Linked DNA regions of Homo sapiens: region 1 is linked to region 2. Evidence: chromatin loops called from intact Hi-C (ENCODE). Cell type or tissue: PC-3. All regions are shown on one strand. Each heading gives the region's core, and the rest is flanking DNA. Links, peaks and the distances in the headings are about the cores only.

Region 1 (8,330 bases), core at 233-8,232, 760 kb before region 2:
ATAGCCTATATCTGACTTTGTGGTTTCTGTCAAACCAAGCCCTTCTCTTCACCTGCAGAAACCATAATTTTGAATCTTATGTTGATTATTCACTTGCATTTCTTTTTAGTGGGTTTCATATATTCCTAAGTATTCTTTCCTAAATAAGAATTTTTAAATAACAGAAATGTTTACAAGTTTCACTTCCAAAATATTAACCTCAGCATGGTTTCTTAAGACTCCTAGAGCTTGTATTTCTTAACAAGAAAATTATAGTATAATAATAGTATTATTATAGTCTTATACTTAAGTACAATACTTAATAAGTATAATAGTATATTATTAATACTATTATAGTATTATGCTAATGCTACTACTAGTATTATACTTAATAATACTAATATACTATTGTTATACTTATTATTATTAAATAATCATAATAGTAGTAGTATTCTTATACAAAGAAGATATATACGGGCACTGATCGGGACATATGCAAATGCAGCAAGCAAAGGACTGCTGCAGAATAAGTGCTCAAAAGACAGTAGCCCTGCTCTCCCCTCCCCTCCTCTCCCCTCCCCTCCCTTTCCCTTCCCTTCCCTTCCGTTAGGATATATGCAAATGCAGCAAGCAAAGGACTGCCACAGAAAGAGTGCTCCAGAGACAGTAGCCCTGCCCTGCCCTGCTCATCCCATCCCATCCCATCCCATCCCATCCCATCCCATCCCATCCCATCCCATCCCATCCCATCCCATCCCATCCCATCTCTCCACCCTTTGAACTGCAGACACACAAAACTGGATTAATCATAATTCTTTGTTGAAGGTGTACTCTCATTATTATTCCATGATGACTACTTAGTTATTTTTATTGATATAATAAATACCCATCAAACTGCCTTCCAAAATAGAAGTTAAAACTTTGACAGTGACCCAGATAAAATCATTTACTTCCACTGTCCCATCCCTTTACCTCTCTCCATTCAATGATTCTTGTATTAATGAATCCTGTATCAATGATTCCATTGCTTTTCATTTAAATTGTAAAAGAAGATGTATTTTTAAATTCTTAATTGTTTAAAGCTATATAAAACAAAAATAAGCTGTGGTACCTATAACTATTTGGGAGTCTTTGTAAGATTATCTGTATGTTGAGAGTCATTGTAATCAATGTGTTTTTATTTCTTTATAATATTTTGCGGCATAGACTGGTATTTCAACGTGGTCTTGATTTGCATTTTCCTGACACTGATATTCATGATTATTAGTCAAATGTGTTACTAGTCATATATATTTCTTTATATTCATGTCTTTGTTATTAGTTATACTTGTATAACTAATCTTTGATCAGTATATGTATTGAAGGTATTATTTCCAGTGTGTAACTTTTTTAATATTTAAAAGATAATTTTTACTTTTTATGGCATAATATAAAATATAGCATAATTTTAATAGAATATTTTATTTTTTGATAATTATTCTTATTTTAGTACAAATAACCTTAATTTTTTTTCTATTTTCAATATTTTTGAGTACTTTTAAAGGAATACTTTTCTGTCCACAAGATCCAGGTCTTTAATATCTCAATAAAATATTATAATTTATTCTCCTGGGCATCTTCGCATTATACTTAATTGCTCTTCTAAGTTAATTATTCTAATTGGTGTCCTATAGGTAGTGGAGAAAAACGGAAGTTTTTTTTTTGTTTGTTTCATTTTGTTCTTTTTTGAGATGGAGCCTCGCTCCGTTGCCCAGCCTGGAGTGCAGTGGCGTGATCTCGCCTCACTGCAAGCTCCGCCTCCCGGGTTCACGCCATTCTCCTGCCTCAGCCTCCCGAGTAGCTGGGACTACAGGCACCCGCCACCATGCCCGGCTAATTTTTGTATTTTTAGTAGAGACGGGGTTTCACCATTTTGGCCAGGATGGCCTCGATCTTCTCACCTCGTGATCTACCCGCCTTGGCCTCTCAAAGTGCTGGGATTACAGGTGTGACAACCACTGCGCCTGGCCAATAGAATTTTTTTTTTTTTAAAGGCATAAGACTGTTACATAGGCCGGGTGCGGTGACTCACAACTGTAATCCCAGCACTTCGGGAGGCAGAGGCGGGCGGATCACGAGGTCAGGAGATCGAGACCACCCTGGCCAACATGTTGAAACCCCATCTCTACTAAAAATACAAAAATTAGCCGGGCGTGGTGGCGGGTACCTGTAGTCCCAGCTACTCAGGAGGCTGAGGCAGGAGAATGGCATGAACCTGGGAGGCGGAGGTTGCAGTGAGCCAAGATCGTGCCACTGCACTCCAGCCTGGGCAACAGAGCGAGACGACCTCCGCCCCGCCAAAAAAAAAGGCTTTCATGTAAAGATAATTTCATAGTATGAAATTGATTGGGAATCATTTGGAGACTAGAAAACATTAGTTTCTTGTTCTTATAATTCAAATATGTGATAAGACAGAAGAGAACTAAGGAAGTAGCAGTCAAAATAGAAAAAAAGGTGAATTTAAGACATGTTTGTAATAAGACACTATTTTGGTTTGGAAATTTAGATGTACTGTTTATGGATTATGATATTGCTATTATAAAGAATGACCATATAGGAAATACAGAAGAATATAGGGATGTTGAATAACATTGTGAGAATAGGGAATGTAAGTAAAATGTAGGAGCATGTCAATGGAACAGGAGGGGAAACAGCAAATTTGAAGTTTCTCTAAGAAATCCAGAAACATGTGTATTGGTTTCCTCTTGCTGCCGTAACAAATTACTACAAAATTAGTGGTTTAAAACAAGAAAAATTTGTTATGGTTTTGGAGGTCGGAAGTTCAAAATGGGTGAGAAAGGCTATGCTCTTTGAGCCTTTAGGAGAGAATTTGCTTACCTTTCTGGTTTCTAGATGCCACCAGCATTCCTGGGCTCATCAACATTCCTCCATCTTCGAAATCAGGAGTGTACTATCTTTAAATCTCTCTCTCTCTCGCTCGCTCGCTTTTTCTCCCGCTTTCTCTTTCTGTCTGAGTCTGCTTCCATCTTTGTATCATTCTTCAATTCCGACTTTCCTGCTTTTTCTAGGAAGGACTCATGTGACTACATTGGGCCCGCTTAGATAATCCAGGATACTCTCTCCATCTCAAGATTGTGAATGTCGTCACATGTGCAAAGTGCAACAATGCAGGGTAGCATAGTCACAGCTTTTGGGTTTTGAGTTCTAGCAAACTCTTTTTTTTTTAAATTAGTTTTCTCTCCCTTGTTTTCATCTCTCTTTGTAATAATCTCTGCTTCTGGCTTTATGTACTTCAATTTTTACCTGCTGCTTCTCTTATTTCCTATACTGCTCTTAGTATGTTCTGAAAAACGATTTACTTATCTTTCAACATGAAACACTTTTATTGCTCAGTTTTGTGTGGGGTTTATGTCATGCAGCCTAGTTTGTTCAGAGGATGTAGATGGTGGCCTTGTCCCGGGAGCCCAGTCAGTGGGTGGGATCCAATTACACAGAGCATGACAATTCACAAGGCAGGAAGATCCTTAACGTCAGCTTTCTCTTTTTTTTTTTTTTTTTTTTTTTTTTTTGAGACGGAGTCTCGCTCTGTCGCCCGGGCTGGAGTCTAGTGGCGCGATCTCCGCTCACCGCAAGCTCCGCCTCCCGGGTTCGCGCCATTCTCCTGCCTCAGCCTCCCAAGTAGCTGGGACTACAGGTGCCCGCCACCACGCCCGGCTAATTTTTTGTATTTTTAGTAGAGACAGAGTTTCACCGTGTTAGCCAGGATGGTCTCGATCTCCTGACCTCGTGATCCACCCGCCTCGGCCTCCCAAAGTGCTGGGATTACAGGCAGCTTTCTCTTGTTAAGGGACTGGAGAGTGGGGCAGCCTTAGAGAGTCACAGACTCCTCCACAAAGGTTGTTTCATACAGCACATACATTGTTCTTCAAAATATTTTAGACTCAAGCGCTTTTGTTAAGCCTCTTTGATGCCTGTTTTTTCCGTTTTTCTTTTGCATCCCACTGCAAAGGCCAAGAGGGGGCAGCAAACCCTCTCAAGAGGAAGCCTGCAGCAAAATGTGAGTGGTTTGTGACAGCAGTTTATGGGGTTACCCTCATTTCCCTTATTCTCTGACAATTTTGTCCTGCTTTCCTTGTTTTTAAAAATAAGGTTTAAATTTTTTAAATCATGCACTTTCTCCCTTGCCATTCGTGGTTGCTGTCAAATCTGCAATGTTAAAAATTATGTCCCTGTTTTCTACAGAGTAGAGGTATGAGAATTGACAAATTTGAGTTTTGAAATTTTATCGACTGAAAAGGTACAGAATAATGTAAATAATTTTCTGTAAAATGACCTTTACTTTAGAAAAAGGCTTTGAGTCATAGCTCTAACTCTTCTAAAATCATAATGCTTAAAATAATGAAAAATATAACAGATTCATAATTTAGATTTCTAGAAGAATATTTCAAGTAAGTATAAGACATTTTGATTAGCTAAAAAGAGGAAACTTATTCTTCTTTCATTTTTCCTTTAGCACAATTAGACGTTTTCCCCACAAGCTTTTCTTATGAAAAGGAAAAAGAAGGCAGTGAAAAAGCAAGAACAAACATGAGAAACAGAGAGAGAAGAAAGAATAATAATCCCTGGCAAATTAAACATCACAGATTACACAGTATTCTTTAATAACGTGGAGTTTGATATTAAAATGACTAAAAGATAATTCAGAGAAATATTTCATATTGATAGAATACACTTCCAACAAGGAAGCATGAAAGTTATGAATGTGCATGCTTATTACAGGTTTGAAATATCTGGAATAGAATTTGATGAAAATACAAGAATATGAAAAGAGTGATCAGTATAAGAAACATTAAAAATTATCTTGGCAAAAGTTAGACCAAATAGGGAGAAATAAGTATGAATACTGTGGATTGAATCATGCAATTAGGAAGCCGGAGCCTTCATAAAAACATACCTCCAAGAGGGATTTCATATTATTTTCAAACGTTGATGAATAGTCACAGAAATTTACCCTGTATTAAGCCACAAATATTACATTAAGTCCCCAAAGAAATAATGATACAATCACTCTTTTCTGACTACTATGAAGTCAAAATAAATCCTATGCATTGTATTTAACATTTATTTGTAAAAGTATTTTTATTTTTTTGAAGTTTGTCAAATTCTAAACTGCAAACTATTCATAGAGGATAATGAGAGGACTGCAAGTTAGGAATGGTGGAAAGTAATCACACCAATACTGACAAAAATTGTATTGCTCTATGTGGTGGCACATGCCTGTAATCCCAGCTACTCAGGAGGCTGGGACAGAAGAATCACTTGAACCCAGGAGGTGGAGGTTGCAGTGAGTCGAGATCGTGCCACTGCCCTCCAGCCTGGGTGACAGAGCGAGACTGTAAAAAAAAATTGTATTGCTTTAAATACATTTATTAAAAAGAAAAAAGGTAAAGGTAATTAAATATTCAATTCAAGAAACAAAAGGACAAAAATAAATCTAAAGTAAGTACAATGTCAAAATTAATATAAAGGAAAGTAGAAAGGACTAAAATAGAAAATAAACAGTTTAAAAAATGCAAATAGCAAACTTACCTAAGAAAACCAAAACCTGGTTCACTGAAAAAAAAATTTTGGCAAAAATAATTAAGAGTGGAGAGGTTTCATTTTGCTTAGGAAGAAATGTAGTGCTTGAAAAGAGAGACAAATAAAAATAGGGTTATTTGAAAAAAAGATTAGAGACGTCTAACAAATTAAATGTATATATATTTAGAATTCTTGATTTTTACATGCTGGGTAATTTCTTTTTTTATTTAATTTTATTGTAATTTTAACTTCTGGGATACATGTACAGGACATGCAGCTTTGTTATGTAGGCAAATGTGTGTCATGGTGGTTTGCTGCACCTACCAACCCATCACCTAGGTATTAAGCCTCACATGCATTAGCTATTTATCCTGATGCTGTTCCTCCTCCCAGCCCCTGACAGGCCCCAGTGTGCATTATTCCCCTCCCCGTGTCTATGTATTCTCATTGTTCAGCTTCCACTTATAAGTGAGAACATGCGGTGTTTGCTTTTCTGTTCCTGTGTTAGTTTGCTGAGGATAATGGTTTCCAGCTCCATCCATGTTCTCGCAAAGGACATGATCTTTTTCCTTTTTGTGGCTGAATAGTATTCCATGGTGTGTATGTACCACATTTTCTTTATCCAGTCTTTCAAAAATGGGCATTTGGGTTGATTCCATTTCTTTGCTATTGTGAATAGTGCTGCAATGAATATATGGGTGCATGTATCTTTATAATAGAATGACTTATATTCCTTTGGGTATATACCCCATAATGGGATTGTAGGTCAAATGGTATTTCTATTTCTAAATCTTTGAGGAATTGCCACACTGTCTTCCACAATGGTTGAACTAATTTACATTCCCACCAGCAGTGTAAAAGTATTTCCATTTCTCCACAGACTCACCAGCATCTGTTGTTTCTTGACTTTTTAATAATCGCTATTCTGACTGGTATGAGACGATACCTCATTGTGGTTTTGATTTTTTATTTCTCTAATAATCAGTGATGTTGAGCTTTTTTTTAATAAGTTTGTCGGCCACATAAATGTTCTCTTTTAAGAAACGTCTATGTCCTTTGCCTACTTTTTGATTTTTTTTTCTTGTAAATTTAAGTTCCTTGTAGATTCTGGATCTTAGACCTTTGTCAGATGGATAGATTGCAAACATTTTCTCCCATTCTGTAGGTTGTCTGTTTGCTCTGATAATAGTTTATTTTGCTGTGCAGAAGCTGTTTAGTTTAATTAGATCCCATTTGTCAACTTTTGCTTTTGTTGATTTCATCATGAAATCTTTGCCCGTGCCTACGTCTTGAATGGTATTGCCTAGATTTTCTTCTAGGGTTTTTATAGCTTCAGGTTTACATTGAAGTCTTTAATCCATCTCTTGAGTTAATTTTTCTATAAGGTATAAGGAAGGTTTCCGGTTTCAATTTTCTGCGTATGGCTAGCCAGTTTTCCCAGCACCATTTATTAAATAGGAAATGCTTTCCCCATTGCTTATTTTTGTTAGGTTTGCTGAAGATCAGATGGTCGTAGATGTGTGGCCTTACTTCTGAGATCTCTATTCTGTACTACTGGTCTATGTGTCTGCTTTTTACCAGTATCATGATGTTTTTGTTATTGTAGCCTTGTAATATAGTTTGAAGTAAGGTAGCATAATACCTTCAGCTTCTTTCATTTTGCTTAGGATTTTTTTGGCTATACGGGCTCTGTTTTGATTCCATATGAATTTTAAAGTAGCTTTGTTTTTTAATTCAATGGTTAATTTAATTAATTAATCCATTGAATTAATTCAATGGAAGAATGTCAGTGGTAGTTGAATGGGAATAGTATTGAATCTATAAATTACTTTGGGCAGTATGGCCATTTTCATGATACTGTTTCTTCCTATCCACGGGCATGAAATGTCTTACCATTTATTTGTGTCCTCTCTTACTTCCTTGAGCAGAGGTTTGCAATTCTTGAAGAGGTCCTTCACATCCCTTGCTAGTCGTATTCCTAGATATTTTATTCTTTGTAACAATTGTGAATGGGAGTTCATTTATGATTTGGCTCTCTGCTTGTCTACTGTTGGTGTATAGGAATGCTTGTGACTTTTGCCCATTTATTGTGTATCCTGAGATTTTGTTGAAGTTGCTCATCAGCTTACGGAGCTTTTGGGCTGAGACGATGGGGTTTTCTAGATATAGGATCATGTTGCCGGCAAACAGAGACAGTTTGACTTCCTCTCTTCCTATTTGAATACCTTTCTTTCTCTTGCCTGATTACCCTGGCCAGAACTTCCAATAATATGTCAAATAGGAGTGGTGAGAGAGGGCATCCTGTCTTGTGCCGGTTTTCAAGGGGAATGCTTCCAGCTTTTGCCCATTCAGTATGATATTGGATGTGGATTTGTCATAAATGGCTGTTATTATTTTGAGCTATGTTCCACCAATACTTTGTTTATTGAGCGTTTTTAGCATGAAGTGTGGATCACAAGGTCAAGAGATCGAGACCATCCTGGCCAACATGGTGAAACCGCATCTCTACTAAAAATACAAAAATTAGCTGGGCGTGGCGGCACGCACCTGCAGTCCCAGCTACTCGGGAGGCTGAGGCAGGAGAATCGCTTGAACCCAGGAGGTGGAGGTTGCAGTGAGCTGAGATCGCGCCACTGCACTCCAGCCTGGGCGACAGAGCCAGACTGTCTCAAAAAAAAAAAAAAAAAGTTATTATACTTTATTTTGTGAGTAGTTTAAGTTTTATAGAAAAATTGTACATAAAGCACAGAATTCTAATTTACTCTTTAACT
Region 2 (8,330 bases), core at 96-8,095:
TTTAGGATGGTAGTAGACTTAATTTATATTAAATGTGTTTCTGAAAACTGTGTAATGCATATTAAAGTTTGATCAAAGGATAGATACATAGATAATAGAGACAGATTATAGAAAGACAGGCAACTATAAGTATAGAGATAATATAGCTGTATTCCATTTTCTATATTATCATATTTACAAGAAAACCTTCTATGTCTCCTGAGCAGTCAATGTTTTAGCAATATTTAACCTTATCAATACTGAATTAGTAGTTTTCTTATTCTTAGAATAAATGGTGACATATTTATTGTTGTGCATAAATTAAGCTTATTATAGCAAACACCTATTCACATTTTTACTTAATTAATTTATAAAATATACATCCAAAGAAAAGAGCTATTTTTAAAAGACATGAGGACATTAACTGTCTGCTCATATATTGTTTTCATTGAGAGAAATACAGAATCTAATATCATTATGTTTAAAATACCAATGTCTAAACTTGAATTTTATTTCCACCCATTCTGAAATGAGTATACATATTCTTTCATTTATAAACATTAACATTTTGAAAATAGTAATACCTTTGCACACATGAAGAAAAATATAAATACATACTATAAATCAGTAATTTCTATAAAAATATAGAAAGTATGTGGGTAACTTGCTCTGGTATCCAAATCTAGCAAATACAGAACCAAACATTTTAATTTACAATTTTTCGCTCATTCCTAAAGACCAGCACAAATTTTAGCATGGTTAACTGAAGATGTAACATTCATTACATTCTTAATTATAAGAATCATGTTTTTTAAAATGAACTAGGATATATGCAAATTAGGATTTAACATAGTAATATCTTGCATTAACACTACCAAAAAACAAAAAAAAAGAGTTATCAATGACTGTTATGTAACGCAGATTCTTTGAAAAGTAAAGTATATCTTAATACCTGTAGTTCAACTATGTCGTTACAGGTGATAGCAAAGCTACATGAAGAATGGAAATTATTCCTTTTCATATGCAATCCAGTGATCTCTTATTTTTAGTAGACTAGCATAACTGCAATTAATTTTCTCTACTAATAGTTCAATTTAAGATAAACTGAAAATTTAAATCTATAGATCAAAGAAAGAGCCTAACTCAGTCATACCTAACTCATAAAGTAGACTATGCCAATGACTTTAATTTTAAAGACATCAGCGGTTTTGCTCTGAAACATGACATACAGTGTTATCAGTTGTAATCATTGATTCAAAGTGAGCTAGACTTGCAGGTAAGCTATTTTGTACTCATAAGGGACAATATGATTTAAATTCCATGCAAAGGGAAAGATAAATCTAAAACATTACTCCATAGCAAAATTAATTATTATTCCTTTGGGTGCTTACAATGCCAATATTTCCACATTATATTAATTTAGCTACCAATATAAATATTTCTAGCTGCTGAAAATTAGAATTAAAATGATGGAATATCTTAAGGCCAAACCATAAACCAAGAAAACAAATAAGGTAGATAAATATGAGTCCTCTGAGTTTCTGCATACCGTCTGCCTCTCACTGCACACCTCCTCTGCTTCTGCCTCTCTCACCCTGCTCTTCCTCTCCTGCCTCATCTGCCCAAGCAAATAGAATGGAACATTCTACAGTCACATGATCCTTTGGATTGTCAGTGCAAAACACAAGAGGTAGGCATATTTATTTGGCTAGCTTTATGTATTTATTTTTAATCTACAGACTAATTTTTTTAAAAGCCATAATAAACACTTGGATTCCAAATATAGTATTTTGTTGAATACTGCTCCAGATACATACTATACAAAGTAAAAATTTGAAAATATCTCCGAACCATAACAATAAACATAATAAAGTAATGATATAATATCTTAGAAGGTGTTAAGAACAAAGGAAGGAAACAAGACAATGTAAAGGCAATGGGAACCATGGGTGATTGTTGTTAATATTTTTAAAAGGAGCAATCAGTGTTGGCCTCAATAGGTGGGTTGTGATTGAACAAGGACTGGGGTCAGGTGAGTGAACAAACTATTTGTAAGTGTGGGGACAGATTTCTTCAGGCAGAAGGCTATCATGTCCATGGCTGTGAGGAAACAGCATGCCTGTTGCAGGCCAGGCAGAGGAGACTGGAATGGAGTAATCGGAGAGGAAATATTTGGAAAGTTCATTTAGCTTTTAGTATAGAAACAGAAAACCATCGAAGGGTTTGAGAAAAGTGCCATTAGCATCTGTCTTTCATTTTAATAAGATCATATTGGCTGCTGGTTTAAGAAGACACTGTGAGCGACAAAAGGGGGAGCAGTGAAATCATTTGTAGGGGACATTTGCAACAGTCCATAGAAAGTATCTTCTAAGCTTGGATCTAATTATCCAGGGTTTCCAAAGTGATGAGATTCTAAATATTTTGAAAGTTGAGTCAACAGGATTTATGGATCAGATAGATTTGGATGTGAAAGAAAAAAGCTAAGAATGACGCTATTGTGTGTTCATTATGAGGAAAATGAAGTATAAAACTCTATCAGGTCACATTGAGGAAACCAGATATTTAGCCTTGGGTATGTTAAGATCAGCATGTTCAAAAGAGGAACTGTTGCAGATTTCACATAAGCAGCAGAATACAGACTCGAGTTAACAGGACTGGTCCATGCTGACATACCAACTTGAGATATATTTGAAGATATTTCTAGAGAAGATCAAGGGAATAAATGTGGATATAAAATGGGAAGAATTCAAAGACTAAGCCCTGGGAATCACCACAGTCAATTAAGAGAAAGTAAGGGAAGCACCAAAGGAAAAATGGGAAGGGTAGTGGCGAAATAGGAGGAAAGCCATGAAAGCATGGTCTAGGAACAGTATTGTAAGGAAAAGGAAATAATCGGCACTGTTAAATAAGGCTGAGAAGTTATGGAAAGGTTACGCAAGAGGGATACTGAGAATTTACTCTACATTCAGTCGTTGTCAGTTATTAGGGGCTTTTTACAAGAACAGTTTTAATACAGAGATAGCAGGGAAAGACTGGAAAATCAAGAAAAAAAGATGGATCTGGTGTTAATGGGGAGGTCCAAGAAGTAACTTTTTATATGAGAGCAATATTCAAATGCAGATGAGGGTAATCCTGAGGATACCAGGGACAGAGGAAAATAGTTGTCCTAATGCCCTGAAGAGGTCAAGATGGGACAAAGCCATGCACAAGTGACTCACAGGTTTCTTAAAGAGGAAGGTTCTGAAAAGATAAATGTGCTGAAAAGAACTGCTTAGCTGTTCAGGAAAACCAAGCCATGTGGACTTGGTAACACTTGTTTTTGTTTCTGCAGTATCTAAATTCTTTTACATGCAATAATACTGATAATTTGTTGTGTGTCATACTTTTATATGACTTTTCCCCATCTCAGGAATGTGCTGTCTCATAAAAAAAAACAAGAGGGAAGATGTACTATATGGCACTAATGCCAGTAAGTGAGAAGTTGTGAGTTGGGGAGGTTTTGAAATTTATTTTGTGAGAACTGGAATTTTCTTACTGAATTAAGAAGCAACGTCAGCCCCTGTATGTAAGAGTGGTGAAGAGATGTGAGAAAACTGAGGAAAAAGGAGAATGACTAATATAGCCATTAAAAAATATAGAAAAGCAAACTCAACAGTAACATCAATGACAGTTCAACAGGTGGCACCAACTTGCAATTTATGTTTCTCAATTTCATTTTTCTCTAGCCAAGTAAAGGTACAGGTGCAAAATAGGAACAGATTTGGGACATAACGAGGGTCTATTTCTTTTTCCCCCAAGAGAGTAGCCTCCCAACAATAATATCAATCTCAAATATATCATGATAGGATCCAGCTGTATTTTCTTTTTTTTTTTTTGTTTTTTTTTTTTTGTTTTTTTTTTTTTTTTGAGACAGAGTCTCGCTCTTTCGCCCAGGCTCGAGTGCAGTGGTGCAATCTCAGCTCACTGCAAGCTCCGCCTCCTGGGTTCACGCCATTCTCCTGCCTCGGACTCCCCAGTAGCTGGGACTACTGGCGCCCGCCACCACGCCCGGCTAATTTTTTTGTATTTTTAGTAGAGACAGGGTTTCACCGCGTTAGCCAGGATGGTCTCGATATCCTGACCTTGTGATCCGCCAGCCTCAGCCTCCCAAAGTGCTGGGATTACAGGCGTGAGCCACCGCGCCCGGCCTCCAGTTGTATTTTCTTGCACATATTAACTGATTACATACTTATATACACACACACACGCACACACACACACACACATTGTGTACACACTATTGATTCAAACATCTTTTTCGACTTTTATTTTAGATTCAGGGGTACATGTGTAGGTTCGTTACATGAATATATGGTGTGATGCTGATGTTTGAAGTATGATTGATCCCATCACCCAGGTAGTGAGCATAGTACCCAATGGAGATTTTTAAAAATCTTGACCCCTCCCTCTTCCCGATAGTTTCCGGTGTGTATTGTTGTCATCTTTATGTCCACGAGTACTCAAAGTTCATCTCCCACTTATAAGATATAACATGTGGCATTTAGTTTTCCATTCCTTTATTAACTTGCTAAGGATTATGGCTCCATCTGCATCCATGTTGCTGCAAAGGATATGATTTCACTCTTTTTTATGACTGCATAGTATTCCATGATGTATATATAGCAGATTTTCTTTATCCAATCCACAGCTGATGGGCACCTAGGTTAACTCCATGACTTTTTTACTGTGAATAGCACAGTGATGAACACACAAGTACATGTGTCTTTTTGGTAGAACAATGTGTTTTCTTTTGGGTATATACCCAGTAATGGGACTGCTGGGTGGAATGGTAGTTCTGTTTTAAGTTCTTTGAGAAATCTCCAAACTGCTTTCCACAGTGACTAAACTAGTTTACATTTCCACCAACCGTGTATAAGCATTTGCTTTTTGCCACAGCCTTGCCAGATTCTGTTGTTTTTATACTTTTTAATAAAAGTCATTCTGACTGGTATGAGATGATATTTCTTTGTGGTTTTGGTTTACATTTATCCAATGAGTAGTGATGTGATTTAACTTGTAGAGGATCAAATATAGTGTGTGTGTTTGTGTATTTTTAAGTACTACTATTATGCTATGGGCTTTATTCTCAAGTTGTTTATTTGGTCGTTTATTTTTCTACCCAAGTTATAGAAGGATGAGCTAGTTGACTATTATTATGCAAATTAGCAAATGTCAGAGTTCATGATTCAAAACAAAAGAGTTCTTTCATTTTGAAAGTGTGTTTCTTATTTGTGGGCCCAATTTTAAAATAATATTAGCTACAGGTCTATCTGAAAACATTTTACTTTTATAATGCTTCACATAACATGGTAGAGGGAATTTTCTGAAATATATACATAAAATTTTAAAATAATGTGTTATTTAGGAAAAATATGTGGCCTTAATAAAGCTGGTGTTTTACTTTAACCAGGATGAGGTTATTTACATTGAATCATCAATATTTTGACAGTTTGTTATTTCCTACATGCAGATGCTAGTTTACCCAATATGGTGGTTTCCTTTAAAAAAAAAATTCTCAGCTGTAGAAAAAATACAATTTAAATAAGAGTATATCACTCCCTTATAATTATGCCAACATTACATGAAGCAGAATAAATGGAACATAATAAATTATTTCACATAGAAGGAGTATTCCTGGATGAAAATTCTGATAGAGATATTTGAATTTAAAATCTAAGAGTATTTACTAAAAAACTAAGGTTTTAGATATATTACTAAGTAACATTACTAAGGTTTTAGTAAGATTACTAAGAAAGGAAGGTGATCGGGTCAAGGGAATGATAGCTATATCCATTTCTTAGAACTTTTTTATTAGGTTGGTGCAAAAGTAATTGCTGTTTGGCCATTACAATGGTTTGGCCATTACGTTTAATGGCCAAAACTGCAATTATGTTTGCAACAACCTATATAGTAAACTCAATCGAGTTTACTAAAATCAAATTTATTGGATTTGAATTGCAAAATGATAACAGTCTACATTCCAGTAGTATTAAAATTTACCTTGCATCATTCTTTACCATTCCTGTTTTTCTTTTGTATTTCTTTCAAATCTACCAGCTCACACAATTCCAATATCTTCTGGCATACAAAATCATATATTGATACAAAAATAAAAGGATTTGCATATTTTCTTTATTGCCCTGCATTCATTCCATTTGTAGCAAGTATGGAATTTGAAGTTACTTTGCAAATAGTTCTGTAGTGAGCCTGATGTCTAACATTCCTTGAATTTTTTTAAAGTGTTATTTTTGGTATTACCATAGAACAGAAGACTGAAATATGTTAAACAGAAGTTTTTAAGACCAAAATAAAGTGCCTCTGTCTACCACATTTCCATTATAAATATCCTAGTTCAGACTTATATCTTAGATAATGTTGATAATAATTAATGTTCGGCTATTACTTCAGGAAAAATTAACATATCAAGTTTCAGTAAAAGTTACCATAAGAAAACCTTTAGGAGAAAAATTTGTACTTACTATTAGTGAACCAGTGTCATAATGTTCCCACCTAATCATCAAATGGTGCTACTCAACATATCTCAACAGTAAAATCAATCTCAAATATATAATGATGGAATCAATTCACATTTATTTCCTTACACATATTTTACTGGTATATACATTGTGCACACACTTCTAATTCAAATGTGTTTCTTATTTCACTTACTTTTTATTTATATGGAGGACCAAAATAGTGTGTGTGTATGTGCGTGTGTGTGTGTATGTGTGTGTATTTTTCAGTGCCACAGCTGTGCTACGGGACTTTATTCTTAAATTTTTGTTTGGTTCTTTATTTTGTTCTTGTAAAGCATGTAAATATTAATCAATAACAGTATATGTAAACTGTGCAGTTTAAACTTATCTTCATATTTCATAAACTTGGCACATTTTTATTACTCATTATTTTGTTTCGGTTTTCAAGTTAATGTACGTCCATTTTAAAGTGTAAAACTAATGTTTTTGTTCACAAAAAATTAAATCACTTTTAATACTAATAGGTACAAATGTCCTTATTTTTCTTAAATTGAAATCTCTTACACACTTCCATCATAAAATTATTTTTGTGTCTCATATACCAGCATTCATTTGACAATTTGCAAATGAAATCAATATAAGGCAAATATTCTCTGTTTTGCCCATTTTTAAGACATTCTGGTTTGATATGCCATATTGATCAGTGAAAACAAGCTGAATGAAGATATGCTTTTCTTACAGAAATAGACACATTGACTATTACTGTTGTGGAGATGTTTTAACATGAACTCTTTCAGAAGTTGCCAAATTGATTGCAAGGTGTAAGAAAATATTTTACAAGCATAGTGAAGTATGAGGTAAAGTGTATTATTTAATTGTCCCATATACTTCATGATTTAATAACTAATTATCAAAGTTCATATAAGCCATAGGCTAATTTCACCAGCAAAATGCAAAATCACTAATTGCAAAGTCAAATGTTCTTCCCTTTACCTCAGTAAAATATGTATAGGATGTGCTAGTTTTAAAAGTGAAGTTTTCATTAAAAATACTGACAGTCTCTTTGGATTTGCTTGTCAGATCTCATTTAAAATGGAAATATATTATTTAATATTATCTACTAAGAATCTTTAGTAACCCTCATCTAACACCACTGTAAAACTATTGTTTCTATGCTGTATATTTTAAAAAGTACACTTCAGAATATTTTGTTAATATAATTTAGAAGTCTTAATGCTGCAATAGCAAAGCTCTGAAATGTTAATACATATAGTTTCAATTAAATATCAATAGTAAAAACAAAATGTGTCATAGTCAGATATTAACAAGACTTTATATGTAAATATTGTATACATTACATAATAAAATACTGCATGAATATGCTCTTGTCTGTTCATATTATTTGAAGAACAAAACCAACTTTATAACTTTTCAAAACTGTTTGTGACAATTTATGCCTACTTTTCTCATATAGATTGGTGAGTTCTTTTTCTTCACAGATACTGAACTTTTTTATAACCTCTTAGAGCTGTAGAAGCGAAGCCCAGGTAATTGCTATCAGACAAGAGGAGAACCTCTTGAAATTGTACAGCTCATGAATTTCTTCGAGTTGTCATCAACATAGGTAGAAGAGGTTATTAAACTTAGCACTGGCTGCTGGCCCCTGATTGATACCATGTGTCAGATTTTAAATTCTTTCCTATCCAGGCTTGTAATGTATGCATTTTCCAGTCACTGGCTTGTGGGGCTTTAGGTGAGTTATATTTCTCTAGCTTAATTTTATCATCTCTCAAAGGCTTTTTTCGCTGTTCTTTTAAAAATCTCACAAGTCCAACT

The links. A loop is a pair of places that touch in the nucleus more often than their neighbours do. Peaks named below come from ENCODE experiments on the same cell type or tissue, not always from the same donor. Only the 100,000 strongest peaks of a DNase experiment are listed, where the experiment ranks them.
Region 1: it touches region 2 in a loop (6-fold over the local background); 3 of 110 quality-filtered maps call a loop at or near these places.

What each region holds. Positions count from the first base shown.
Region 1 is chr18:68,619,210-68,627,539 of GRCh38, reverse strand. No RefSeq gene overlaps it. Among named protein-coding and RNA genes, the nearest start is that of TMX3, 92 kb to the left of the region's middle. In PC-3, for the core only: a CTCF peak has its summit at 4,002 (motif pointing right); a DNase peak (open chromatin) is centred at 3,989.
Region 2 is chr18:67,860,177-67,868,506 of GRCh38, reverse strand. All of the region lies in intron 3 of DSEL-AS1 (DSEL antisense RNA 1), which reads right to left. Among named protein-coding and RNA genes, the nearest start is that of LINC01903, 50 kb to the right of the region's middle. In PC-3, for the core only: a CTCF peak has its summit at 3,662 (motif pointing right); a DNase peak (open chromatin) is centred at 3,336; H3K27ac peaks cover 1,064 bases.